Linked DNA regions of Mus musculus: regions 1, 2, 3, 4, 5 and 7 are each linked to region 6. A link is a loop called in an ENCODE intact Hi-C map of the cell type or tissue named here. Cell type or tissue: left cerebral cortex. All regions are shown on one strand.

Region 1 (4,000 bases), 540 kb before region 6:
CCACGTGGCCATCCCTGGAGCTTCCAAAGCTGAATGCAGACAGGAGTATCGAGTCTCTTACCGAGCAGGCTGATGCCCAGTCTGGACAGGCCCTGTCGCAGTCCTTCACCTAGGCTCTCAGGGAGCTGCCGCCGCCACTCCTCCTGCCGGTTGTAGTGCTCCTCGTCCAGCGAGAGCCGGCCCATATTCCGGGCCAGGCTGGTGGCCAAGTTGGTGATGGATGTCAAGGCACCTGCGGGCACAAGAGCATGGGCTGGTTCCCTTCAGGTGGCAGCCAGGGTTTGTGAGGTGGGATGAGAAGACATGCCAGCAGCACTGAGTGGCTAAGACCTTTGCACCTTGCCAATAATTTCTCAAGACTTGGGGGAAAGATTTTTGAAGTCCTCTATGGATCCAGTTTTAAGAGATTAAAGTCCGACCGCTGACTACATGCCTAGCCTACCTATGTTTCTGAGCTCATTTTACAGGTTATGTTTAAGGTTATACTCCTTAGTCCCAGGTAGATTGTCAAGAAATGTTTCCACTTTACAACTTGTGAATTCACTGTTCCCTTTTCTTCCTCTGGTCTCTTTTTTGTTTGTTTTTTCAAGACAGGGTTTCTCTGTATAGTCCTGGCTGTCCTGGAACTCACTTTGTAGACCAGGCTGGCCTTGAACTCAGAAATCCGCCTGCCTCTGCCTCCCAAGTACTGAGATTAAAGGCGTGTGTCACCACGCCCGGCCCTCCTCTGCTCTCTTATACAGGCTTACATCAGCTTTGAACTTGTGATCTTCCTCAGCAAGCGTGACCGCACCTGGTCATGACTTCAGTCTTAATAAAGGGAGAAAGTAAACTCTATCACTTGGTATTCTGAGGGAAAAACCCTATTTGCTATAGAAGATTTATGAAGTTTTGGTAATCTGGACATTGACTGATAGAAAAGTCAACAAAGGAACCCAGGCAATGATTCTGTTTGGTTTTCCTAAAAAAAGACAACTTCCCATGCTCCAACAGTCCCAACTGCTCCAGCAAGTACATATGGATCTCAGCAGCAAAACCAGAAGACACCAATAGAGAAGAAATGGCAGGTCCCACTTCTGAAGCTATCATTTTTACCTGTGGTCTGAACACATAAGATACCCAGACACACTCAGACAGATGAACACACAGACTTGAACACATAGACACACATACAGACATGAATCACAGACACACACAGATGTATGAACACAGACACACACAGACATATAAACACAGAGACATATGAACACACAACACAGACAGACACACACACAGACACACACACACACAGACAACCCCCCCCCCCCCCGATTTTGCTAAGATGGGAGAACAAATGTAAGAAGCAGTCAGGATGCTAAATAAGCTGAGCTACAGTTTAACAGGTGTTTGCTGTCCTATTGTAAAACACAAACACCAGAACCTCAGAGGACCCATGGCAGGACTGAGAAGCCCACCAGGCACACATCTGTGAGTTTCTAGTCCGCTCCCAGGCCTCCCGGGATCTGGGGCTGGGGGAGGCTCCCTTTCATTGTCCATGGAATTTGTTTTTATTACTCTGGCTGCTCTCTTGCCAACCCCCCACCAGGAGCCCCCACCCTCACTATGGATCATGGAGTCTCATATTTCAAGCCTAAGTCTTCTTTTGAGGTCTTCTAGAGTCTTCAGTAACCTGCCCACTCATAACAGAGTTATGGTATTGTCTACAGTAAAATGCCTTTTATGGGCAAGAAGGCCTTTGCCCTGTTTTCTCTGCCTCCCGCTGAGAAGAAAAGGGGACTCAGATGGCCCTTGTTAGTTCCCTGGTCACTGCCAACCTGACCAAAATATCGAGCAAACACTGGATGAAATGAAAACATTCTCCTGGTGGGAAGCAGTTTAGCCTCCATGCCTGATGACCTGTCTGGACCACAAGATGGCACTGTGGATGTAGGGAGTGGGAGTAAAGCTGGCTTAGCAGTCAGCTTCCCCACTACAATGAGTCCATGTCCTTAGACAGCTATGACAACTGTATCTGCATTTTAGAAACATGATGAGGCAACTGGTGTGGGAGCCCTGCTGCTTAGCAGAGGTCACAAACACTGTCAGTATTTCTATATTTATTGTATAGAATAACAGTGGAGCCAGTTTGTGTTTTCTCAATGAGAACGTTTCTGAAACATTTTTAAACACTACAGGCAAGCAGTGATTTGTTTAAAACATGAGCTTTGCTATCATCCCAGCATTTCACAGCAAGTTAACACAACAGAAGCTGCAGGCTGGGTGAGCAAACTGAACAGCATGAACGCTTGAAACACAAGACAAGGCCCTGCAAGGACCGGCACCCGCTACCTTTGGAAATGTGCTTGACGAATGATGTGGTCCCTCTGGAGACTCCGCTCACGAAGGCTCCTGGGCCTCGGGTCAATCCCTCATATGGAAGCCTGAAGAAGTCCGAGATCCCATTCCCAATGCTTCTCACTAAGCTGGCGGGGCTGCCGAGGATTTCCAGAGACCCCACCACCCAGCCTGCAACACAAAGGGAAGGGGTTATTGAGACCTTGAGTTCAGCACTTTCAACACTCATGAAAAGTGGCCTGCTTTCTCTAAAATTCCCTTTCCACACTAGAACGAAGGGTGTATGACACCCATAAGCTTCTTTGGAGCAAAATATGGGAAATCATATCTGTGAATTCATAAATGGTGAACTTTCATACTTTATAAATCACAGTGTTCCTCTGGCAGCCTTGCAAATGGCTTTAATATGACTTCTGTGCCCAAGCCTCCTGTACTCCTGTAAAGGGAGCCATGTGCAGAGAACACCTCCAGCTCAGTCAGGCACTCTGGGCTGCAGGTGCTCACAGACTGAGATGTTTCTCCCTATCTGTCAGGGCGGCGGCGGCAGCAGCAGCAGCAGCAGCAGCAGCAGCAGCAGCAGCAGCTGCCTGGTGGTGAGAAGCCAGATGCTAAAATAGGGTATTGCAAAAGGGATGCAAGCTTTGACAAGGATGGAGGGTTCTTTTTAATCTTTCACAATCCTATCAAGCTGAGTACTTCTCTTAGAGTGGAGCTAGAGCCAAACAAATGTCTCTCCTTCAACCCTATTGGGCTGTGTAAACATCGGTGACAGGGACACACTGATTAGGTTAGCGAGAGGGAAGTGCTCCCCCACCCATGTCCCAGGAGCGTGGCTTTGGGTCTGCTTTCCTATTTAAATTCAGACTTGCCAGGAGCTGGCCTGCTCCAGTGGCTTGCTCACAGCCTTCTGCCTTTTCCCTTCCGCCTGGGGTGGGGACTGAGGGCTTGTAAGCCCAGAGGACTCCAGGGGCAGGCAAAGACCAGGGGCAGGGAGAGGAGAGATCTGAAAAAGCAACTTCCTTTAGGAATCTTTATGCCAAACTCAGTACTGTGGCCTTTTTATTGGGAAGGCTGTGAGGTAAGGCAAAGGATGGGAACTGTTCCCTCTCTCAATAGCAAGTCTCTGTGACAGAGATCCTCAGTTAAGTCACCAACCGAAGAGGGAGGCCAAGTCCCCAGGTCACTATCAAAGCAGAGAGCTTCCTAAAGTAGAGAGCATAGGACTGGCATAAATGTTGAGCCCTTTTCTGGAGCATTAGGGTGACAACATGGCTGTCAGTCATTAGGACTGACAAATGAAGAGCCACGTGGGGCCAAGGCACTGCTCATGGAATCCCCCAAGCACAAGGCCAACAGTGCCACCATCACCCTGCAAGTGTGCCTGACCACTGAGCTGCTGGGGGTCAGAGCTGTATGGATACAGGAGGTAGATGACAATCCCACTTGATGTGTGTCTACAGTATCTCTACTGGCAGGAATCAGAGGACACTGAAGTGAGATTTTGTTAGTAAGACATTCACAGTCTCTGGCTGAAAAATTTAGGAGTAGGGTTTCCAACCTAGGTTAGTTTACTTGATCTCTGCCCATCTCAATCAATCAATCAATCAATCAATCAATCAATCAATCAATCAATGGTCCTGTGGAATAAGTTATTCCTCTTCTTAGA
Region 2 (4,000 bases), 77 kb after region 6:
AGGGACCGGAGGAGGCCAGAACACGAGGCCCGGGACTAGGGTCCGCACGGCTGCCTTTCATTTTCTGAACTTGTAGCGCTCCAGACTGAGAACCTGGGCGCCCCTTGAGCACCCACATCCCTCCCTTCCTTTGGAAGGCTACAGCCTGGCCCTGGAAAGGACACTCACCGCCAGAACCGATGTCTGCCTGGGCAGCGCGGTTCAGACTAGGTCCGGACAGCAGGACGCACAGCTTGGAAAGGTCATGAGGTCCAAACTGGGAGAACTTCTTTTTCGGCGCGTTGTCCCGGGAACCGAGAACATGATCTGGGGGAGCGAAAGCGACAGCGGTAATTGGTCTTCGGCAGTCCGTGGAAGCGGGATGTGTAAAGAGCGAGCGTGTTGGGATGAGTGCTCAGAGCTCGCCCAGATCCCGGTGCCTGGGCCAGTTTCTGACCGCGGACTGCGGGTAAAGTCGGAGCCCGCAGCCCTGCAGGGCCATCACCCTCCGGCTGCGAGCGCGCTGAGCTCCGTCCCAGCCCGCGTCCCGCCCCAGGCTGCCCCTGGCCCGGAGTCCAAGGCTTTAGTAGCGGCCCCGCCTCCCCTCGCGGCGGGCGTCCTGCAGAGGAGCAAGGCTGCAGCGCCCAGGCTCCGCCTCCAAGCCCGGCGCCCGCTAATGGTCCACTCTGTTTACTTGTGTTTGGATAGCAACTGAGTCTTAAAGGCGCAGGTTTGCTTGAGGTTTTCCCAGTTAACCCAGACACAGAGCCCAAGGTGACTCAATTCAAACCTCACACAAAGACAACGCCCATCCCCTCTTTTTGGATGACACTTTCCTCACACCGATAGAAGTCCGACTACTGGATCTTTGCTCCCCCAAGCCCGCAGAGAAGTCCAAAGGGCATTTCGTACTTTTACTCGGTTAGCTGTCGCGTCATTTTACACATCTTAACACTTTTAATATGATCATCTGCTTCAAAGGGCCAAAGCTATCAGTTTTAGATTTTGTTTTCCAGCATATACCGCCCTTCCTCCTATGTAAAACAGTTCTGCCCATACTTTTGGTCAATTGTGACTATGTGTGTAGTCTGGTTTCCTCCCTGTTTTCAAAACGAAGTTTGTTTATGAAGGTGACAATTGACTAATTTCATAATTAGTGCAGAGACATCTGGATGTTCCGGGAGAAATTTCTTTCAATATCTAAGCTTTAATCAGCTAATGTACATTTCATAAGCAGTTAACCAACTTAGGCAAAGGAGTGGGCATCTGCAATCCATTGGCAAACAATAACCTGCCCATCTGGAATGGGTGAAGAACAATCTTTTTTAAATTTTAGGAAAAAACTATTCCAGTGCCTCAAAACGTGCATTATCTTCATTCTCAGCAAAAATTGAGTTCATTGTTCAGCCGCCAGGAAAATTGATTGAATTTGACATGTACTGTTAGGTTTCTTAGTTCTCCTAAAGGTTTAGTTTTGTGAGCGTGTAAATGAGAGGGTATTACAGTCCCTCTGGAAAAGGATGTCAGGGAACGATAAGATCCACTTGAAGCAACTTCTTTTCAGACGCAACGCGCCGCCGGAACAGAACTAAGCAAACTGTCCCTCGTCCCAAACCACTTGAGGACACTTTAGCTGGTGCTTGCAGAACCATAGATCTTTTAAAGGAACTGTACAATTCAAACGTGTTTCACCAAAAGATGCTTTTCGGTCGCCCCCTCAAAGGACAATTACAATAACCTCAACTATGTGAGGAGATGGATAGGTGTAAGCAGAAAGCTACGAGCCGAGCCGAATCGTCAAAGACCAAGCAGGAAGGCAGGCAGACACTACGGAAACGATCCCATTAAGGTAAAAGCCTTTTGTTTTATTTTTGTCAAGGTGAATATTAATTTTCGTTTCTTTGGTAAAACGTAATTCAGGACTAGCAGGCCATCTTCACCAATTGTAGGTTCGCAAGGATTAGGAAGTGAGCCTGGGACAGAGACTGGAGTGTTCAGTATCCTGTAGTGCTTAACTACTTCAGAATAAATTTGATGGACGCAGGAGAACGCCTAGGAAGAGTTGGGGGTTTAAAAAACCGTTTCTCGAGTGAGTTCCATAGGGTGCTTTCATTTTAGCGCTTGGTCTTGAGCCTCAGCTCCCAGGATGCCTGCGGTTCCCTCTTTCCAACCACCTCATTCCTTCGAACAGCCTTTCTCAATTTAGAGAACTGGAGGGAACTTTCTTTACATTCAGACCCCCCCAGGACATACACGCACCGTTGGTGACCTGAGCTTTGAGCCAGTGCTTTCTAGTTCCCTTGCACTAAAGTGGAGGCAACTTCTGCATCAGCAGGCTTCGCACCTTTGGGCCCGTGTGTATTGAGTACTGAATCTCTCGCTTTTCAAAACCGTGGAATTTCTAACCCCCCTTTCCGAAAGCTCCCTGAGCCAGCCTGTTGCTGTAAACACGTTTACCTCGCGCTTCTCAGCCTGGGAAGAACTCTAGCCCAACCCAGCCCGAGCTCCGCCGCAGCTGGAAAAAAAGGTTGGATAGATTCCGAGAATCTTTGCAGGTAGCAGCGCGGTTCTGCGGGGCCCGGCGGCCTGAGCCCTGCAGCGGGCATGGGCAGGTGCAGTAGAGCGCGCTCGGAACCGCAGCTTCTCTAGGCCGCTGGGCGGCCACCTGGGACCCGCACCGGAACTTCTCCGCGCTCAGACCTCGGGGGTGGGAGGGCGGCAAGTCCGCACGCTTTGAGAGAGCCGGCTCACCAGGTAGACAGACCTGCAATAAGCCTCGTTGCAGAAAACTGGCCCACCCGGCCACCAAACGAGCCGTGGTGTCCTGGCGTGCAGAAGCCGAGTCTGCCGCAGGCCAGCTGCACCCCCAGGTCCGAGTCTCCGCGGAGCTGTCCCAGCTCCCTGTCGGGTTTCAGCTGCCAATTTACTCATTTATCCGTGGATCGGGTCAGCTTCAGTCCTCACGGCTCTGGGCTTTCGACAACAGGGACACGCTGACCTGGAGCGGGCTGAACGGTTGCTGCCCCAACGTTTGTGGTATGGGAGGAAGGGGAAAAGGCCTAGCAGAGGAGCTGGTGTGTGTGTGTGTGTGTGTGTGTGTGTGTGTGTGTGTGTGTGTGTACACGCGCGCACAGCGCAGTCCCCAGCCCACCCAGGAGTCTGCGGGTGGAGCCAGCAGGTGTCAGACACAGACACCCTGAAGTTGACTGCGTGCTGCAGACAGCCTAAATAAATTGGACGCTTTAAAACCAAGTTATGGAAACTGTATCTTCTTCCCTAGGACCCCTCTATGAGTCGCCTTCCCTGCTTTTCTTCAGCTTCTGCGGAACAGCGACCTTTTGCTGTGTTTTTCTGCAGCCTGGATGACTTGACCATAGCTCGACTTAAAAGTGCATGCACTCCAGTCACTGAGCGGTGAAGGGGCCAGGCGAGCGGAGAGGCTTGCGAGTCTTAGACACGGAGCTGAGGGTGGAGGGACCAGGATTAAGAATTCCATCTTTTAAAAAATCGTGGCTAGGTCTCGGGCTGTCCAAAGGGACACGATGGGAAAGCGCCGGCAGGCTATAGCTCTGCAGTCCGCTAGAAGGACCGCAGCGCCCCCTGGAGGCACAGGGCGAACACTTCGTGGCATGGGTTCCAGGATGTGAGTGTGGCCTCCAGTGATCTCACTGCCTGGTTCCCTTGGCTTGAACCCGAGCCTGTTGCAGGAGAGGAAAAGTTGTGTGTGCTGTGTGCAGCAGGCTGCTAGACCGATCCTTCAGCCATGACTCCTTGCCCTGGCTATCCCAAATCAGCCCCAGATGCCCTTTGCTGGACCCTACCCACTAGAGAGAGATGAGGGGTGTATATTGGACCCAGGAGCACCCTCCTTGTCCCTATGCCCCCCACTTAGCTTCTTCCCACCGGAGTCTGCACAATACATACATACCTCTGGCAATGAGCAACAGGGACACCTGGTCACTTGGGAGCAGCTTGGGGAGACCAAATATGGAATCTCAGGGAAAGCTATGTGACCATGACC
Region 3 (4,000 bases), 560 kb before region 6:
AAAAGAAACTCTATCTTCAAGATATTTCCCTCATTTACCTTCCAAAGGCTTCAACGTAACAGAAACCCTATCTTCAAATGAAAATGCGCCACAGTCATTACAGGTTCCCTCTTCCCAGGTATCAAGGTAAAGCTGACAACCAAGAAATCTGATGTTATAATTTACTCTAAGTCTGGAGATCTGAGCACCAAGGGAATGTTGGTATACTACCCAATACAGAAGCCTTGAGGGGAAAGTGTTAGCAGTTTTAACTGCTTATCCCAGTGTCCTGGTACAAGTCCCAGGGTTGGAAGTCTAGGAGGTTTGGTGTCTGTTGGGAAAAGAAGATGGGTGTACCTAGCTCAAGAAGATTGAAAATGTGTCTTGGGGTTAACCTTTTTTTATTTGGTCCTTTTATGCATTGGGTGACCTGTTTACACTCTGAAGTGGATCACTGTTGGCCAAGTTTCTTCCAAAACCAGCCTCATAAAACTCTAGCTGTCTGAACATCATTTAGCCCTGTCATGTAGATGCTAACTTAACTATTATATATAGTGTGGGCTTCAACAGACTTTAGAGAGTGGCACTGAGGAACCTCCCTTTGGTTCTTTTATTGGATGACATTGGGATTTGAAAAGGAGGAGGAACAGTAAATTTACTTCTGTGTTGCTTCATTAGATAGCAGGATTCTGTGCATTTCTGTAGCCCCTCACCTGTGGACTAGTACGCACAGGTGTACTGTGTTCTGTGCACGATGAGTGAACCTGGGAAGATGAGCTAAACCGTGTTTTATATTCCAGACGTGGATTTGGATCACCAAATGCCAGCCGTAGCTGTGGCTATTGCTTAACCTTTGATCTATTGCTTTAACTCCACCTGGTCTCTCAAATACCATTCCTTCCCTCTGTGCTGACCATTCTGTATGTAAGACACAGCCACATGAACATAGCTCTTCCTGATCTTTTTCTTTGTGTTAGCAGTTTTATTAATAAAGGCCTTCCTTTCAAGTAATCAGCCATCATTTTGGATTCCATTCCCTAATTTGCAAAATGACTCAGTTCTTGTTTAAGTGTAAATTCCCTATAACTTTCTGGCATTTTCTTATATCTTTTAAATTTGCTTTAAACTTCTTTAAAATTCACAGTCTGCTTAAGTTGAGCCGGGATATGTTACCATGTTAACATTTCGACTGGCAATATTTATGGTTTGCTAGAAGGAAGGCTATTAGTTTATTTTGTACTATCTTTAACTTTTTGGGGGGGACGACGACGGCAGGGTTTCTTATGTTCTCTTCAAACACACCAGAAGAGGGCATCAGATCTCATTACTGATGGTTGTGAGCCACCATGTGGTTACTGGGAATTGAACTCAGGACCTCTGGAAGAAGAGTTAGTGCTCTTAACCACTGAGCCATCTCTCCAGCCCCAACTTAACACTCTTTCTACCAAACACATACACAAATGTGGACTACAACCCTACCCCAGAATAGGGTTGTCTGTCTCTAGGGTAGTAGGGAGCTTTTTGCTGTATAGTTGCCACAAGACTCTTCCTTTCATGGTGTCCCCCCTCCTTGTCTAGGAAATAAGAGGGCTCAGTAAAGACTGAGTACAAGTATCTTCTTAGTTTATTTTGTTTTTATGCATTTCTAATAATCTGAAAAGAAAGTTCTGTAACGGGCTATGCTACCTTTTAGTTTGGCGTGGCTGAGCCAAGAAAGAAGGCGTATGCAGAATTCTACAGAAATTATGATTCCATGAAAGATTTCGAAGAGATGAGGAAGGCTGGTATCTTTCAGAGTGCCAAGTGATTTCAGAATGCAAAGGTAATTACAGTTACTTTTTAGTTGTGTCTAAGAAATGTTTAACTAGTGAATTATCTTAACTGTACAGTTCTTATAAAACTGCTACTGTCTAGGAAAGAGCCGCCATGCTTTTCTTCCAGACTGACAAGTAGTTCTTTTTATGAATTAAACTACATTATTTGCTTTTCTTCTTCCCCTTTTTCTCCTTCTATGCATGGGATACATGTCAGAAAAACTTTGGAATTGCTTTTCTTTCCACCCATTATATGGGTTTGTTCCAGGGAACAAACTTGGGTTGGCAGATTAAGGCGGTGAGTGCTTTTACCCATCTAGTCGCCTTGCTGGCCCTTTGTCAGTTATTTCAGTTAGTACAGTGTTTTACTGTTGAGGCCGGCCAGCGGCTCACATGTCCGGGTTCGAGCCTGGAAAGCATCTTGAAATCTGGAAGAAAAGAGGGAATGTAGGCGGCTTGATGGAGCTAAGTCAAGAGATTCTGATCAATTTTAATATTCAGAAACTGAGGTTATAAGGAAGGGGGAGGGGCCCATTCCCGCCAAATCATCTTCAGAGTCCAGCTGTAGGTGACCACGTGTGTACTCTGGAACAGCTAGGTGGCGGTAGTAGCAGTGGGAGTGGCAGAAGGATAGGGTGGCAGGCTCCACCCCCGATGATCTCCTGGTGATAGCAGTCAACTGCTCAGCCTGTTTAAGGGCTGGGTGGGGGTACATTTTACATGTCAGTAATTCCCTCCTTTTTTTAAGGCTGAAAATACTCCATTGTATGTTGTTTCTGGGAATTGAACCTGGAGTATTGTGCATACTTGGAAAGCATTCTACAATCGACTACATCTTATTCTATATACATACATACATGTACTCATATATATGTGTATATACATGTATATATATGTGTGTGTGTGTGTGTGTAGATTTTTTTATCTTTGTTTTTTCCCTTTTAGTGGATATTTTATTTATTTACATTTCAAATGTTATCCCCTTTCCAGGTCTCCCATCTGGAAACCTCCTATCCCATCCTTTTCCCCCTGCCCCTGTGAGGGTGCTTTCCCCGACACTCACTCCCAGTGTATGTGTGTTTTTTGGTAGTGGGTTGAGATACTTTATGGTGGTTTTGATTTGCGCTTCCTAGTGATTTGTAGCTTCGAGTGTTGCATGTACTTATTGGCCACTTTGTATATTCTTTGGGTATACTGGGGATTTTCCCCTTTCATATGTATGTAGGGTGTGCGTGCGTAAGTCCAAGGTTAATATTAAGAGTACTTTCCTTTAGTATTTTCTATAGTATTGAGGCAGGATCTCAGTTGAATCCAGAGCCCTCTCATGAGGCTAGGCTGGCTAACCAGGTTACTCTTGCAATTGCAGATGAACCACCATGTCTGTCAGGCATTTATATAAATTTTGGGGATCCAAACTCTGGATTTTATTGTTATTTTTGTGCTTTAGCCACTTGGCCAGCTCTCCATCCTGGGGATTCTTTTATTCAACTCTGCTGACTATTTTTTAAATTTTACTTTAGATGAGTTGTTCCCTTATATTTCTGTCAAACAGGCCATCCCAGAATCACTGCCAAATCCAGTATCTTAAACACTTTCTTTCAAGAGTCTTAATGCTTTTTATGTCTTTGAGTCTTTCTTTTTTGCTGGTGCTGGGGATTGTATGAAGTGTATGCTTTAATTTAGCTGCACCTCTTTAGTCAGTGTTTTTCAACCTTGTGGGTCATGACCCTTTTAGGGGTTTCATATCAGATGAACCTACATACCAGGTATTTACAATTCACAACAGCAGCCAAATTATGGTTAGGAAGAAGCAATGAAAGTAGTGTTATGGTTGGGAGTCATTACAGTAGATGGAATTGTATTGAAGGGTCGTCATTAGGAAGGTTGAGCACCACTGCTCTAAAAGTCCTCCGTATTAAGATAATTTTTGTTTATGGTGTAATGGCAAGATCCAGCTTCATTCTTTAGTATACAGATAATATGTTGTCCCAAAAATATTTTTTAAAAATTGTCCTTCCCCTTTGAATGAAGGACCCTCAGATTTTTTGTTGTTGTTGTTGTTGTTGTTGTTGTTGCTTCTTGCATTAGTCTATTGAGGTAGTCTTTTGCTAACAAGAAGCTGTTTCATCTTGACTAGTTGGTTGGCCAGTGAGCTCCTAAGATTCTCCTGGTTCTGGTCCCCCAATGCTGGTGTTTTAATGCACTGT
Region 4 (4,000 bases), 840 kb after region 6:
GGAAAGACCAGACTCTTCAACAGCCAGCACCTAGAAATCAAGGCCTACTGAGGGATGTGGGGAGAAAAGGCACACAGTAGTCTAGAACCTCAGCCTCTGCATGTAAAACAAACAAATAAACAAACAAACAAACATCTTGCCTTGGTTTCTAACATCCCAAGAGTGTCAAGGGCAAAAATATCAGAATCCCTGGAGTAGAGAATACTCAGAAGATGGTCTAGCCTGGTGATTCTGATGACACCCCACAAAATCACCCCCAGAGCTAATGAAACCACAAACTGCTGGCCACCCACAGGCCTGGCGCAGCTGGGCTCTCTGGAGGCTGATGCTCAGAAATGTGTGCCTTTGGCAAGTGCCCAGGAGCTCTGGTGATAGCAGGGTGGTGTGGTAGCAGTGTTTGGACACCTGGGACTCTGTGAACGGCCCTGGAACATTCCTGCCTGTGGGAATCACACTCAAGGATCTGGTCCAGATGCTTGGTTTCCTCTAGGTCTGGGAATGGCACCTGAGATTCTAAGTCCCCATTGCTGAGGCTGCTGATCCCAGGAACATAAGCCTATCGGAGTCTGTTCTCTAGCATCCCCCATCTCACTGAGAAACAGAAAAAAGCCCACAGGGAAGCAACTGAGCCAGAAGAGAAGAAAATGGGGTGGGTGGAAGCTGCAAGCAAGCTGGGCAAGAACTAGTGCCTCGCACAGCTAGTCCAAGGCCAGCAGGGTAACTCCAGCTTATCATTTTCTGACCAAGTGATGGTCCTGGGGCTACCTTCCTAATGACCATTGTGGCTATACAGTGGGAAGTAGTCACAGATGGCACAGACAGGTCCCTTGATCGGGAAATCTGCTGGACCCCTGACAGCTACAGCTCTGCGTCTGGCAAAACTGACATCAGAATGCACATGCCAGCTGCTAGGGCTTGTTCCAGAGTCCACCTCAAGAAGTCACACACACGCACATACCACACACACACACTCAGGCACACTCACATAGCTCTGCAAAAGATACAACAGAACAACAGAACATTGTCATCTTGACCTGGAGGGCTCTATCTCATATTTTCCTGGCCTACTTTTGGGCATCTTTTCCTGTTGTAATGTCTTGAGAACAGGTAAAACTTGTCCTTGGGGCTTCCTTCTGATCTCCCATAGAAGTTGGATGCTAGGGGCCAGAAAATGAACAGTCTCCAGGACAACCGCAGGCTTATAAGAACGGGGTCAATGAAGATTCCTCTGCTGAAGGAAAGCTAAAGACATAAGGCTAGTTTGTTTGCCTTAGAGAAAAGAAAGCAAAAGGTTAATAAGTGACTTCAATAAAAATAAGAGTGGAAAGGAAGAGAGGGCACTGTCACTGAAGCCTTCTGCTCTGTTCGACTGGCTGGATACTGTGAGCAGGCATTACACTTTATATAAGACAGTTTCCATTATTTCTTTTCTAGACATCTTCAAGATTCAGAGAGCCCATGGGCTAGCAAGATAGTCAGTAAGAGCATCTGTGCAGTGAGCCTGAAAGCCTGAGCTCAACCCCCACATCTCACAGAGAAGTGACTCCTGAAATTGTCTTCTGACATCAACACGTGAGCCACACATGCACGCACAAACACACAGAAACACATATACAAACTCACACATACACAAACACACACAAACACCCATATACAACCACACCCATACACACATAAAAATACACACATATAAACAAACACACACACACTTCATAGAACTAGACTAGGGAGATGGTCCAGTTCATAAGAGCACTTGCTCTGAAGCATAAGGACCTGACTTTAAAGCCCCACAGCCCATGGGCATAGCTGTGCAGACCTATAACCTCAGCACTTGAAAACAGAGGTAGCTGGATCCTGAGAGCTGATTGGTCAGCCAGGCTAACCCAAACAATGAGCTTCTGGTTCAGAGAGAGACCTTATCTCAAGGCAGTATGGTGGAGAGAGGTACAGGAAAGCACACAACATCTTTCTCTGGCCTCTACAATCTGATGCATGGATGCACACACCACAGTTACACACACACACACACACACACACACACACTCCACATAACAAAATTTCGTCAATTAGGATTCTGCCCAAATGGGTATACCCTCTAAAAGATGGAGTACTGATTAATCTAAGACCACATAAATACCCTTAGTAACAAGGATTTTGCACAACAGAATTGTATTTTAATAGGATCTTTCTAACCACAGCCTATGCTCATGGTCTTGGCACCACCTAGTGGCTTACTTGCTCATTACAACTTTTACCGGACCTCTGATCACTTAAAATTTCAATTCAACAAAAATATATTAGATAGAAGTGATGAGTTAAGAGCCAGGAAGGAAGCTATACTGAAACATTAATAAAAGACACGGTCTCACCTTCCTGAGGCTGATGTGTAAGAGTTATACAAGTACATAATGCAAACATGATTACACACTGCGAGGTAACCAGGAAATGAAATTGTCATGGGCTGGAGGAAGATGTACGTAGAAGAATGGCTTTAGTTTTGATTTTGTGTTTTGAAACAGTATCTCACTAAGTAGCTCAGGCCTATCTTGACCTCTTCATCCTCTGGCTTCAACCTCCAACGGGCTGGGGTTGTGGGCATGCACTACCATGGTCTATAAAAGCAACGTATTTTAAGTGAGTGGCAGGTAAGGCCACTAAAGTCAAGCCCATACAGATGAGACGGAGTTGGATGAGGATATTCTGTGAAAACAGAGCAGGTCTTTGCAAAGGCAAATGGATCAAGGTCTCAAGCGCCTATGGAAAGAGCACAAAGTCCAGCTTGTCCGGAACACCGTGAGCAGGCCTAGCAGGCTATGATGAGGCTGGACTGAAGCTAGGAGTGTGTCCTTAAATGAATGCACACATATGGGGAGATGGGGTGGCGTTGGGGTTGTCCCCAAGGACAGAATCCGGTTAACTTTATACTTTTTCAAAATGGATTGGGAGAGGTTGGAAATACTTTGAATTGAGTTTGGACACTCACTTGACCCCAGCTGGATTTCAGGGATTTCAATGACCTGTGTCGGTTTATGGCTGGCTGCCCTGCCCTTTCCCTTAACTGACAGGCACACCCCTAGGGGGTTGCAGTAGAACCTCTTTTTAAGAGTCAGAATAGTGGTTCTAAATTTGGGGCCTTTTAGGCACCACTAAGTCCAGTTAAATTGACATCTCAAGGAGTGGGTAGCATGCTTTACCAGCAAAACTGAGAACATCTGAGCTTGGGACATTCTTACCAGGAGAGGAAAATATCAAAACAAAGTACTTGGGTTGGGGGAGGGGACAGGGGGTTTTCGGAAGGGAAACCAGGAGAGGGGATAACGTTTGAAATGTAAATAAAGAAAATATCTAATAATAATAAAAAAAAGAAATAAAAAGAAAAAAAAAGCCAAAGTACTCTGGGATACTGGAATCACGGAATCACACAAGTACCAGCCAGGCTGGTTTTTGCTTTGATTGGTCCATTGGTTTTGTTTTTTAAAATGAGTTTGTCCCAGGTAGAATTCCCAGTCTGGACCACAATGTCTCATTAAGTTTCCACCTAGATGTCAACAGCTCAGAAGAGCTGATGTCATAGAGGGATACAGTTTCTTGGTGTAGACGAAGCTGGCTAAGCAGACAGGAGTTATGAGACATCTGAGACTCCATTACTCATTCACAGGTCTCTGAAGTCAGAGGGTCCAAAGAGGCAGGCCTCTCGGCCCCAGTGGAGTCACACATCATAAGGACCCAGAGAGCAGCTAGCAGATGCTCATACTTTGGCTCAGGCTTGGGCTCTCAGGTGATTCTCATACAGACAAGCCAGAGATGAAACAACATCCTATAGCATCCTATAGTTCTGGGGAGACCTGCCCAGAACTGTGTAACTAACTTGCTATTCTGACATCTGCAACTAACACAGTGTGTGTGTGTGTGTGTGTGTGTGTGTGTGTGTGTGTGTGTGTGTGTATGTGTTTGGGGGGGGGGAGTTACGCGCGAGAGCGCACAAGCGTAGGCAAGTACA
Region 5 (4,000 bases), 770 kb before region 6:
CCCCACACTGAGGAGTCAAATGTGGAGCCACTGGCGGGTTTTAAGTAGGTCAGATTTGCATTTAGATAGCTGGTTTTGCTTTCAGCATGGATAATGGATTTAAAGAGAACTCCTAGCTGGGAGCTAAGCCTGGAAGACTGACAAGTTAGGAAGCTTTTACAGCAGACCAGATGGGAGCTAGCGCTAAGGCTGTGTGTGGGTGCTCTTGGGAAAATGAGAGCAGAGCCCAAATGCAGAAATATGTTAAGGTAGAACTGGCTGAATCCAGTATTTACCTGAATGTGGGGTTTGGAGGGAAAGTTCTAGGGGGAAACTTTGAGTTACTCGGAAGATGTATCATTTAACGGTCATAAGATTTATGTTCCAAAAATAATTTATGTCCCCCCCCAAAATCTGTGTTTTAGTTGAGATAGGTTCTCAAGTAGCCCAGGCTGGCCTTAAACTTCTGATCCCCCTGCCTCCACCTTCCTAGTACAGATTTTGCAGGTCTTTGCCCCAACCCCGGTCAGAAGATGAAGCTCAAAGATCCTGTCTGGGAATGGGTATGATTTGGGTGTGGAGTGATAGGGTGGGGTATAGCTCCTGTTAGACATTTGCATTGGAAGTACTGCTGGGAAGGGGCAAGCAGTTAGCTTTGGGGTTTATTTGGTACCACTGAGGAAATTCAGAACTACAGAATGGGATAAGTTTTATAAAACAATTAGGAAGCAGTATTTCCAATGCAAATGTCTAACAGGAGCTATACCCCACCCTATCACTCCACACCCAAGTCATACCCATTCCCAGACAGGGACTTTGAGCTTCATTTTCTGGCCAGGGTTGGGGCAAAGACCTGCAAAACCTGTACAAGCAACGTGGAGGCAGGAGGATCAGAAGTTCAGGGCCAGCCTGGGCTACATGAGAACCTATCTCAACTAAAACACAAATTTGGGGGGGGGGACATAAATTATTTTTGGGACATAAATATTTTTAGTATTTAGAATAATTGTGTTTAAATTTTTATCTTTTCTATTTAAATAAATTCTTTTTTGTTTGTTTGTTTGTGGTTTTGCTTTACTGTAGCTCAGGCTGGCTTTAAACTCTTAGTAACTGAGAACAAGCTGTAACTCTATTCTCCTGCCTTCTTTTGTTAACTGTTAGGATTGCAGGTGTGTGCCACAGTACACAGGGCTCTGTTTTCCTAACTCCTTTCCTGAACACACATTTTAGGGTAACTGTAATCTGTGGTCCCCAGTTCGGGTAATTCCTAGTGGTCAGCGTTTATGAAAAACCTTTTGCTACAGGCGTCTGACCTAAGGAAACTGAGGCCTGGCTCTGCGGTCCTTCGCTGTGGGAGGATCTGCTCCCCCCGCCCCCGCAACAGCCCTTCCCCACCAGGAGCCGTGCGATCTCCACAGTAACGGCCGCTCCCCAGCCGCCACCCCTGGCCCAGGCGCCTCTGCTTTGTCCAGCTCTATGGCAACAGCGGGCAGCCCCAGGCCGCGTGCCGTGGGGCGGCAGTCGCTCCCCAGACAGCGGGGCCGGGCAGCTGGGTTCCCCCGACAGGATGCCGGAGAAGCGGCTCTCGGCGGGTAGGTGGGCCCCGGCGCCCTGCCGCAGTGCTCGGGCACCCGGACCGCGCTCGACCCCAGCCCCAAGCCTCCAGCCCAAGCCCGGGTCCCCAGCCCCAGCTCCCTGCCTTTTATACGAACCCCCAGGGCAGTCGCTATTACCTTGTGCGCTAACCACGCTAAGCTCTCCTTTTGCAAATGGGGGCCTTAGGTTAGCTCTGGGGTGACAGTGGGTCCCAAGCCAAAGTCCAAAGGTCTTTCCTCCCCACCTTCACCTGGAATCCTACCTTAAAATGTAATCCATGTGCGGATAATGAACATTTTACTGAGCTCACCCGGGATATATGTATATACAGTAGCGCCAGGGGCTGTCGCAGATGATTTCAGTTAGTCTAAAAGGAAGATCTGAGTACGAAAAGGTAACGTTTTGTCTCCTTCCAGAGCCGCCAGAAGTTACAGAAGAAGAGTTTGTGAGTACACAGTGGCGAGAACGGGTCTTTTTTTTTACATTCTCTTCGGGCTAAAGCTTTCTTCTGTAAAAGACCTCATGTAGTTTCTCCGTACCCTTGCTGTCCCTATGGGGGCAGGCCGGCTGTCTCCATGGCTTTGTTGTGATGTGCAGGGCAGCTCCTGGTTGCAGTAAACATTAGTAGGTAAAGTTGCTCACCCCAGCATTAGAGATGGGAAAGAAGGGCTGGGAGTCGGGGTCATCCTTTGTGACATAGCAAATTCAAGGCTATGTGAGATCCTGTCTTAAAAAATACCAGCCCTCCCTCACCTCCACCCCCATGGTAGCACTCAGGTCTTTAAACTCCAGCAGAGGCAGGAGGATTTCTCTGAGTTTGAGGCCAGCCTGGTCTACAGAGCAAGTTCCAGGACCGCCAGGGCTATACAGAAAAACCCTGTCTCAACAACAACAACACCACCCAGTCAATCAATAAATAATAAAATAACAAAGCCAAAAAACCCAAAACTAATCAACCAAACAACCAAAACAGACAAACACAAAAACAGCAACAGAAACCAGTCATCTATTTGTAAGTGTTTAAATTGTTTTCTAGACATTGTTCTCAGGTCAGAATTTTGGAGAAATTGAGCATACTAAATATTTGCCAAATCTATTTATCATTTGGGAGAGTGCTGTCTTTAGAGACTCTTCTAGAAAGCATATTGCTTACACGAGGAGCTTGCCCCAGGGCACAGACAGACACAGAGGCAACCCTTTTTCCTACCACCGTTGAGGCTGGAGCTCAAAGCGCGTCCAGTATTTACTAATGTGAATACTCTAGCACCCACTTCTCTTGTTGACTGATTATCCTATTTACTTTTGGCTTTTCATTCAACAAACATGAGTGACTGTGTATTCAAAGTATTGTCCTAAATACTGGGTCTAAGTCTCAAAAACGTTAACAGTCTAGCTGGGGCTAACATAAGAGAGAAGGCTAAGTCAGCAGATAGTAGGAGTAGTAGGAGGTGGGAGCAGGAGGAGGAGGGGTGGGGGAGAAAAGAGAAACTTCTATGTACACTAACATACAGGTACACACAGCACATCAGAAATGCTTCCATATATTGGCCGAACCCCGTTTAACGGGAAATTAAGTTATTCCATCACTCAGCCTCAGTGCTTCACGCAGGAGGGCATCTGAGCCAGCTCCTCCTCTTCTGTGCCATCCAGCCTGGGCGTCTTATGAGTACTTAGCATTTGAGTGATTGTGCTCAACTTGTCCTCCTTCCCTGGGCACCCGCTGAGTTCCAGGCCTTGATCCCAGTCTTCTTTTCCCTTCCCAGCTTCTCTCCCCACTCCTGTGAGGTATTGATCTTTGGGACTCTGCTCTCCAGAAGTTTGTGGGTGAGCTCTTCCTTCGCCCCTGTAGCTCTACCCTTCCCCATCTCTTGAGAATCCCAAGTCCATATGCCATCCCCACATCTGCTCTCGGTGTTGCTAGGACGTAACCTGTGCGGCCCGCAACTTGCTATGTGTGCAACCCCGCATCACTTCAGACTTTGTATCTAGATGCTTCAATGCTGTGTGGATTGCAGATTCCTGTACCATGTCTGTGTCCAGACAACACATTTGATGCTTCTACATAATCTGGTGAGCTATCAGGTGTCCCTGTGTCACCTCTTCAGAATCCTCACCTGTGCTCTCCAGCCCCCGATTCTGCCTTTCCACTGTTTTCTTGTGTTTTGGTGAGTGGCACACTCCTGTTCAGTTGTCCATGCTGCCTTCCTTCCTCCCTCCCTCCCTCCCTAGCCATGTCTGTCTCCATATCATGGACCTTGGACCTGCGGTTCTATTTCTGGCTTCATCGCCAGGCACAGAGTTTGGCTATAGTCTTAAGTGATACCAATTCGATATTCCTTCTCTCAGTTGACACTCTTCTCTGTCTAAAGCATCAGATGCAAACTGTGTGCAGCGGCTGTCCTGGAGTCTCCCATGGCTGTCGTAT
Region 6 (4,000 bases):
GGTTCAATACTCAGAGCCAAAAGCAACATAAAATAAATTCCCACACAACAATTAGGAAAGGCAAATATTCACATTCTCAAGAAACCCAGAGAATTTACAAAAGATATCCACATAACCAGCCAATACATATAGAAATATTCAAATAAAATACAATGGCACATCACTACACATCCATCAGAAAGCCAAAGATTTAAAGCAACAAACATACCAAGTAGGAGAAAAATTGGGAAATATTTAAAACCATAAGTAAGACTGTAAATTAATACACTCTGTTAAACTATTAACAATACATATTGAAATCAGACATGTGCCTACCTCCTAGATATACTTTAGGGAAACTAATGCTTATGTATATAAATATGCACACAAGAGATTGTTCATAGACACATTATGTTCATAGCCAGCAATATAAAGAAGTGAAAGTTCTACTGACAGAACAGATAAACTGTGACATCTTACAAAATGGAATACAAAAGCAACACAAAGAACAAGCTGCTGCTGACTCAGCACTATGGGTTCATCAAAACAGCAGCAGCAGCAGGAGGAGGAGGAGGAGGAGGAAGAGGAAAAGGAGGAGGAAGAAGAGGAAAAGGAAGAGGAGGAGGAGGGAGAAGAAAGCACCAGTAGCTGCTAGGCAGAAATCACTTCTATTTACCTGAAGCTCAATAGGTTAAAACCCAAACACCTCCTTCACGAAAATCTAACTGCTATGGCATGCGGCTCAGCAGCAGAAGGCCTGGCCAGCATGCAGGCAGTGCTAAGTCCAGTCCTTCATCTGAGTAACACAAAAGTGCAGAAATGAGACCAGCAGTGTCTTGGGAGTCTGGTGTGGTGGGCACACAGGTACATCTTGTAGGGTGCTAGAGACACCCCTGCCTTCATCATGATGGTGAATTCACAGGTATTTCCATACTTAAAGTTCAACAATCATACTTAGGATTTGTTCTCATTTTTAAAAACTAAAATGAAAATATCAAAGACATCCAATAACGTTTGCAGAAAATGGGGAAAGCTGGTTTTCTTAGTGCTTTGTCTGGATTATCCAATAACAAGAGTACGCCATGAAAAGTATTGATAACCATCCCCCCCATCAGCTCAAGCCTCTCCTACAAAGCAGCTGCTCTCTGGCTCTTGCGCTCCCGCAGATAATGTGTATACACATAGCTCAAGCATATGAGAAGTACTTGGCATATGTCATTGATAAATGTGGTAAGTGAATTATTGAGTATGTGAACTTTGAAGTCAGAGTTATTTGCATCAGATCATTCCAATGCCAAACCAAAAAAAAAAAAAAAAAAAAAAAAGAAAAAACCTTAAAAAGTGATTAGTAAAGATGTTTCCAGTTTTACCATCATTCTCAACCTGTGTCTAGTCAATCTGAGGATCCATGAGTGATGTCATTTCTCCTGGTAAAAGGAACAGAACTTTACATGTGCGTGCTCTTGCTGTTTTTCACACTCGCCCACTGACCCAAAAGAAGAACAAGCATGTAATGTTTCCCCGTTTCATATGACATTGTAAGAGTGTGCATATTTGGCAGTGCTTGAGAACTGAGTAAACAAGCTGAAATTTCTATCGGCTGAAAAAATGTTGGGGAATCCTAACAGAATAAGCCCTTACGAGGCAAAAAGCCTTGTATTTGTTTGTTTGTTTGTTTGTTTGTTTTCTATAAAATGAAGTCTCTAACTACACAGTAGGCAAAACACGCTAACAGGAAATTTATTATCATTCAAAACATACTAGACAGGCTATGTCTATCAAGACGAAGATGTTCCGATGGCAGCTGTACTGCTTACCTGTTCCAGAACGTCCAACTTTAACTCGAGTTTGCTGAGAACCACGTCCCCACCCCATAGTGAAAGCTGGAGATCTGAAGGTTTTAAGTTCTTGATATAGCGATTCACATAACTCATTAAAATTGGAGTTACGTACGACTCCAGCATCTTCAAATTTAAGCGTCGAAGTCAGATCCTGAAAAGGGTAAAGACGGAAATTTTGTAAGTAACTGAATCGACAGGCAGCAACTGGAAATGCACTTCTCAGGAAGCTTGGCAAGGCCGCTCTCCCGGATCGCCCGCCCGCCCTCCGGGTCCGGGCGCGAGCTCCCCGCTAACTGAGCGCCTCACCTGACGAGGAGTAGGCAGAGAGGCTGGAGGCGGCCGGCCCCCGGGCGTGGGAGGACAGCACGTCCTGCTTCACTCCTACCCTAGCGCAGCCCAGCCAGAGGCGGTCGACTCCCGGAACGCAGGCGGATCTCCGGCCATAGGACCGAGCTGGCGTCAGGCCCGCTGCTGCCGCCGCCGCCGCACCCGCTCCAAGGTAAACACGCCACAGAGCGGCGGCGTGCGCTCTTCCTCCGGGTACCTGGCGTCCGCCGCGGAAACGCCTCACGCGTTCCGCGCCACTTCCGGGTGTGCGGGCTTCGCCGTCCGTCAGGTTTCCGCGGTGGGGACAAGGACCCCGCGCGTCTGCCTGCCTGGGACGACTCCGGCTTGGCTAGGCCGGGATCCCCGCTGCCACCGCTCTGGGTTAGGAATTAACTCTACGAAGAGCTCGGTGCGGGATGCGGACCGGTAAAGTGGAAGCACCGGCGATCCGGAAGTGGCGCTGCAGGGACACGGCGATGGCCGGGACGTGACCCAATACTGCCCAAGAGGCTTAGTAGTCGGAGGCGGCAGGAACGCAGGGTGCCGTGGAGGCGGGAGAAGTAGCCTTCGTTCTTCAAGCCCAGAAAATTGAGAAACGGTTGTTTTCCGTGGCTACTGGAAGAACTGGAAAGAGGAACTGGGATTCGGTAGGGTGGAGGTCAAAGACAGGTGGGAGGAGCTAAGAAAGGCGGAAGATTTAAATTTACTGCTGAAGTTTTTTTGCAAGGCCGGGAAAGTGGACGTGGGTACACAGTTGAGATCAGGGGTGAACAGCTTAAAAGAGTGAGCTTAAACCATACTGTACATAATCTCGTTCTCAAAGCAGAGGTGAAATAGCCCCTAGTTAGTGTGCATAGGGTGCATGGAATGGAGAGGACTGGCCTACCGTCTAATATGGAGGTCCCCAAAAAGCTGAGAGAATGTGAAAATAAGAGTCCTGAGCCAAAAGTGAAATAAGTGGTAAGGACAGTGTGGATTATGTTACGATGAAATAGATGTATAGATGTTAGTAGTGGTAACTTGTGGGCTAACAGCAATAACTCAAACATCTACCTTAGAAGATAATAGACTGAGTGGATAGAAATAGCATGGGATATGCTGCCTTTTTTTTTTTTTTAAACCAGCCTCTCTTAATTTTAGGTAACTTTTGAAGAAAACATAGTGTCTTGAAAATAGTTTTCCTTTATAGGTTATTCAATGCCCACTCATAAAACTTTTGAAATTAAAAAAAAATACTATTTCTTGAGAGAATTGGAGATTGCTATAGAAAATGGTATTCGTGAGACTGCCAAAGTTCATTTTAATAGTGAAAATAATGAATTAGATTTCGCAGGCAGAAAAAACAGCAAGCAATTGCTAATTCACAGCAGCTGCTTCCTCAAAAGCCTTAATAAATGACCATGTAATGTGAATGTTATGAAAGCCTAATTAGCAAAATAAACATTTTTCTTGTTACCCAAAATACTTGAACAGCAACTAGGTTGAATCCATGGCTGAGAAGTTTTAATATTAAAATTCCCATAAATCTATACATGTGTGACAATCTAATAAAACACTATCAGGATGTTACTCAGATGCTTAAAATAATATATAGAGTGCTAAACATGAAGTTTTTCTTTTATATCCAGAAAAAAGGTGCCAAATCCCTAGCCTAAAAACATTATCTGGATACAATTTGTTTGTTTACTAAAAGTTAATCATTTTCAACCCATGAGTGTTGTTCTATAATCAAAGTAAGTTTAATTCATTTGTATTATTATTGTTTGTCAAATGAGTAGGCTTCTCCAAAGATCCTCTGTTCTCACATCTTTTTTAAGATTTATTTATTTATTATATGTAAGTACACTGTAGCT
Region 7 (4,000 bases), 170 kb before region 6:
AGACATTAATGTATAACACTATTCTCAACCCATGCCTAAACTTTGCAAACAGTGGAACACAGTAGCCCCCAAAAGGACCTGCTTTTTCTCATACAGTTCACAATGAAAATCTCACTTAGTCTTAAATTATTACAGGGATCCTTTCCCATGTCACAAGAATTTCATTTGAATTATCTCTGTCTGATAACTGTCTTGAACGTATCTACATACCCGATATCTCCCTTGATGAACTATAAGTTGATAAGAAGCCAAAAGGAGCTGGAGACCTGGCTCAGCATTAAGAAAATTGCGGCTCTTGGTGAGGATCCTAATTCAGTTCCCAGCATCCACATGGTGGCCAACACCTATCTGTAACTGGAGTTCCAGGGATAAGACACCCTTCTCTGGCTTTCAAAGGAACTGCATACATGTGCTACACAAACATATATGTAGATGAAACCTTCACACACAGAATAGCTGTTTATCGCCTGTTAAATGATTGTTAGCCCACTACTTCTTATCTTTCTACAAAAATTGATCAGTGTGGCCTGCCTTCTACAACTGTAGAACTATTTCAGAAAGTCTCATGCTCAGATGCAGTAATAATCCCTCTTTAAATTCTTGACTCCTCTCTTCCTCTCAGCCCTTACCCACTTATTTCAAGGAAATGTCCTCCTTCGAAACATTGCTAATAATCATGAACTATGTTTCAGCCAAAAGAAAGGTTAGTGAGAAAGAAAGGTACAGCCGAAAGAACAGCCATCACAAACCCTTGTTGACTTGGAAATGCTTCTAATTTCAAATTCCTGTACAAAACTATCTTTTTATTATCATATTCTGCAACTATTTTGACCTACTCTTTAAAAAAAGAAAGGAAAGACGCATTATCAACTTTAAAGTTTTCTCACCTTGTTCATTAAAGATGTTCTATACTGGCAACACAGTCTAGTCTATTAGTTTAGTGTACAGATGCACTATTTATGATATTATATCCCAACAACCCCATTAAAATTAAAGCATTTTAAGTCAAAAGAGCATTTATACGCTTAACCTATAGAAAGAAGATTCTGGTTCCACAGCACAGTATACATGAGAGGATCTCCAGTTCGCCATGCTGAGCAATGAGCTGCCTGGGAAAGGCAGCAACTACATGTTTGCTTTCTGCTTCATGGCATGCTGGGGAGGCGACTATGCTTGAGGAAACAGGTCACATGCAGTCAAGGAGCACAAAGGTCAATGCTGGGCTCCATTAGCTTCTTTTCCCTTCTTATTCCGTCTGGGACTTTGGTCTATACAACTGTGCCTCCCACTTTGAAGATGAGTCTGCCTTTCAATCACACAGGAGATATACGTTTGGGTGTCACATAAAAAGCTCAACATTGAATCATAATTAAGTCTTACTTCCTTAAGTCATTTTTGTCAGGAATTCTGTCACAGCAACAAGAAAATAATAAAGTAGTTTCATATTATTTTATTTTACTTTATCTGTTATTTTGGCAGTCCTCTGAAGTGAATGGAGGACCTAGGGAAGTGTTCTGCCACTAAACTATACTTCTAGTCATTATCAGTGTTAAATGCTTTTTAAAATATGCTTTCTATATGAATCTTTCCAATGACATCAAATATTTTTACAGGCCCCAAAATTTTACCAAGGCACATCTACGGATTCATTCTGAATGATTTCACAATTTATAATTGGATAGCAAAACTACTTGTGATTGTCATAAAAAGCTGCCATGAATATTCTTATTCTTTAAGTAAAACTTTGGGGGTGGGGGTGTACACAGACATATGTGCAGGAACCAATGGAGGCCAGAAGGGGGTGCTGTATCCCCAGGAGCTGAAGGTACAAGCCTTTGTGAACTATCTGATGTAAATAATCAAAACCATATCAGATCCTCTGCTAAAGCAGCAAATGTTCTTTCCTACTAGGCCATCTCTACAAACCTGACTACAGTTCTTTACATGCACCTCAGATCACTCTCTTAGGATTTTTTTAGAGGTAGGATTATAGAGATTATATCTATATAATTACATGATTATAATCATGTAACTTTCTCAGCTCTATTTATCATTTATCAAGCATATGAGCTGGGTATGGTGGTGCATGCCTATGCTCCCAGCACTTCAGAGGAGTGTCTGTAAAACTGAAGCCAACCTGGCCCACATAATGAGTTCTGAGGCCATCACAGGACTGTGAAGAGAGAACATGTCTCAAAAAGAGAAGGTGGGGGACAACTTGCAAGCAAAATGATCTGTTATCCTAAGATCCATTTTGCTATCTATAGCTTATGTTTATATATGTTACAAGTAACTTATTTTTCTATTTGTTTTTCTCTGGGACTGCTGTCTATGAAATACATATATTTGTGTTACTTCACAATTTATCCATAATAAAGTTCGTAAAATTACTATATTCATTTTTTAACTATTCCCATGAGGTTTTAGATTTCTACTTCACAAATGAAAAATAAAAATGTAACCTACTTAGAATTCTTCACGCTTTATATTCAAAAAAGACTTCTAGTAGGTTAAGAATTTCCTTTTGAATTTTCATAATAAGTATAAAAGTGAAATAATTACAAAAATAAAACTGTGATGATCAACAGGCAAACATCTGTGAAAGGAAACCATGCTTTCAGGTGTACATAGATTAGCTACTTCCTTATGAGTAAAACTAAATGACTGTGCACACAATAGGTATGTAAGTACTTGCTTCCCAAAAGAACATTCTAATTATTTAAAATAAATTATTTATTTACTTAAAGGCGGGCTCAAATACTTAATTTAAAACACTACCACCACCACCACAAAAAAAAGGTCTATATCCAATTTAACTACAATGGTCAGCTCTCTCAGACATGAGGAACATCTCACTTTATCACTGCCTCTGCCGATAATATCACTTCCCTTTAACTTATCCTTCATGTACTGAACCTTCCCTTCACTAAACTACTTCTAACTTTTGCCTATATTTAAACTATCCAGGGTAAAATTAGCCTAGCTGTCTGGACTCCAGTAGGGAGATAAGGGGAACATAATGTATTGCAGCATGGTACTCTGCAATACTTAGAATATCTTCCAAGTTATCCAAGTCTGATTCTTTGGGCCTCTGTACTTTTCATCTCCTTTGAGTTCAGTTCAAACACACACATAAGTGCATGTCTGCACACACAGAAACACACACACACACACACACACACACACAGACTACACTGTAAGTAAATGATAGCAATATAAAGCATTCTCCATTATAGGTATGCAAATATTTACAACTCCTTCAGGTAAAGTGTACTTAGCCAAAAATTATAATTTCCCAATTTATTTTGTTATTACTCATCTATAAATGTTTGTGGATTTAAAAAATTCCCTATTGACCTTCTTGTACTGTCTTGCCAGTTCCCTCAATAATAAAGAGCTACATAGAAACTTAAGCATTCTTCTATCCATATCTATGCAAGAATCATTAGTTTACCATTATTCTAAATTATTCCCTATGACCCAGACCACATGTCTCACACAGTGGACAACTTAGGGATAAAATGACAAAAACCTATGAAATGTAAGGTTACACTCAAATGGCAAGAATGTATTTTTCCATCTTATATACTAACAATGGCCTCTTAATATAGAACTCCCAATCATATCATAATTACATATAAAACAGCTGCCTTTGAGATGGATACTAGAACGTCTAGGAAAAGAGCGAAAGGCAAAGATTAGCAGGAATTTTAACCCTGAATATATTTTTTAAAAGATTTATTTATTTATTATATGTAAGTACACTGTAGCTGTCTTCACACACTCCAGAAGAGGGCGTCAGATCTTGTTACAGATGGTTGCGAGCCACCATGTGGTTGCTGGGATTTGAACTGCGGACCTTTGGAAGAGCAGTCGGGTGTTCTTAGTCACTGAGCCATCTCACCAGCCCCAACCCTGAATATTTTGTCAGAAAGTTACTAAACCAATTTCAAATTCTGGACATATTCGCAGGGTCAGTGTTACTGGATCTTAAACACAC

Evidence for each region. Peaks named below come from ENCODE experiments on the same cell type or tissue, not always from the same donor. Only the 100,000 strongest peaks of a DNase experiment are listed, where the experiment ranks them.
Region 1: it touches region 6 in a loop (2.3-fold over the local background); 7 of 42 quality-filtered maps call a loop at or near these places.
Region 2: a loop joins it to region 6, with 9 times the contacts of the local background. A loop is called at or near these places in 8 of 42 quality-filtered maps.
Region 3: a loop joins it to region 6, with 3 times the contacts of the local background. A loop is called at or near these places in 3 of 42 quality-filtered maps.
Region 4: a loop joins it to region 6, with 4 times the contacts of the local background. A loop is called at or near these places in 6 of 42 quality-filtered maps.
Region 5: a loop joins it to region 6, with 4 times the contacts of the local background. A loop is called at or near these places in 5 of 42 quality-filtered maps.
Region 7: it touches region 6 in a loop (3.0-fold over the local background); 3 of 42 quality-filtered maps call a loop at or near these places.

What each region holds. Positions count from the first base shown.
Region 1 is chr15:35,913,279-35,917,278 of GRCm38, reverse strand. Vps13b (vacuolar protein sorting 13B) reads right to left here. Exons shown (of 62, transcript NM_177151.4): 57 at 2,329-2,505; 58 at 62-232. Among named protein-coding and RNA genes, the nearest start is that of Cox6c, 23 kb to the left of the region's middle. In left cerebral cortex, a CTCF peak has its summit at 1,907 (motif pointing right); a DNase peak (open chromatin) is centred at 1,940.
Region 2 is chr15:35,292,636-35,296,635 of GRCm38, reverse strand. It overlaps Osr2 (odd-skipped related 2), which reads right to left and starts at 538. Exons shown (of 4, transcript NM_001368665.1): 1 at 169-538. It overlaps Gm52178 (a long non-coding RNA gene), which reads left to right and starts at 602. Exons shown (of 3, transcript XR_003951500.1): 1 at 602-1,828. In left cerebral cortex, a CTCF peak has its summit at 3,579 (motif pointing left); DNase peaks (open chromatin) are centred at 651, 1,978, 2,769, 3,559 and 1 more place; H3K4me3 peaks cover 674 bases.
Region 3 is chr15:35,933,086-35,937,085 of GRCm38, reverse strand. Cox6c (cytochrome c oxidase subunit 6C) reads left to right here. Exons shown (of 4, transcript NM_053071.2): 3 at 1,673-1,801. The coding sequence ends at 1,786. Among named protein-coding and RNA genes, the nearest start is that of Cox6c, 3.2 kb to the left of the region's middle. In left cerebral cortex, CTCF peaks have their summits at 2,227 and 2,427; no DNase peak of the experiment used is centred here; H3K4me3 peaks cover 436 bases.
Region 4 is chr15:34,534,263-34,538,262 of GRCm38, reverse strand. No RefSeq gene overlaps it. Among named protein-coding and RNA genes, the nearest start is that of Gm22208, 4.5 kb to the right of the region's middle. In left cerebral cortex, a CTCF peak has its summit at 2,216 (motif pointing left); DNase peaks (open chromatin) are centred at 552, 1,920 and 2,223.
Region 5 is chr15:36,137,899-36,141,898 of GRCm38, reverse strand. It overlaps Rgs22 (regulator of G-protein signalling 22), which reads left to right and starts at 1,499. Exons shown (of 28, transcript NM_001195748.1): 1 at 1,499-1,571; 2 at 1,992-2,020. The coding sequence starts at 1,547. In left cerebral cortex, no CTCF peak of the experiment used is centred here; DNase peaks (open chromatin) are centred at 133, 1,534 and 1,862; H3K4me3 peaks cover 837 bases; H3K27ac peaks cover 1,366 bases.
Region 6 is chr15:35,369,904-35,373,903 of GRCm38, reverse strand. Vps13b (vacuolar protein sorting 13B) reads right to left here and starts at 2,786. Exons shown (of 62, transcript NM_177151.4): 1 at 2,127-2,786; 2 at 1,797-1,971. The coding sequence starts at 1,943. LOC115488525 (a long non-coding RNA gene) reads left to right here. Exons shown (of 2, transcript XR_003951638.1): 1 at 1-1,209; 2 at 1,744-3,676. In left cerebral cortex, a CTCF peak has its summit at 2,323; a DNase peak (open chromatin) is centred at 2,492; H3K4me3 peaks cover 3,027 bases; H3K27ac peaks cover 1,116 bases.
Region 7 is chr15:35,542,868-35,546,867 of GRCm38, reverse strand. All of the region lies in intron 19 of Vps13b (vacuolar protein sorting 13B), which reads right to left. Among named protein-coding and RNA genes, the nearest start is that of Gm24771, 57 kb to the right of the region's middle. In left cerebral cortex, a CTCF peak has its summit at 1,794 (motif pointing right); a DNase peak (open chromatin) is centred at 1,809.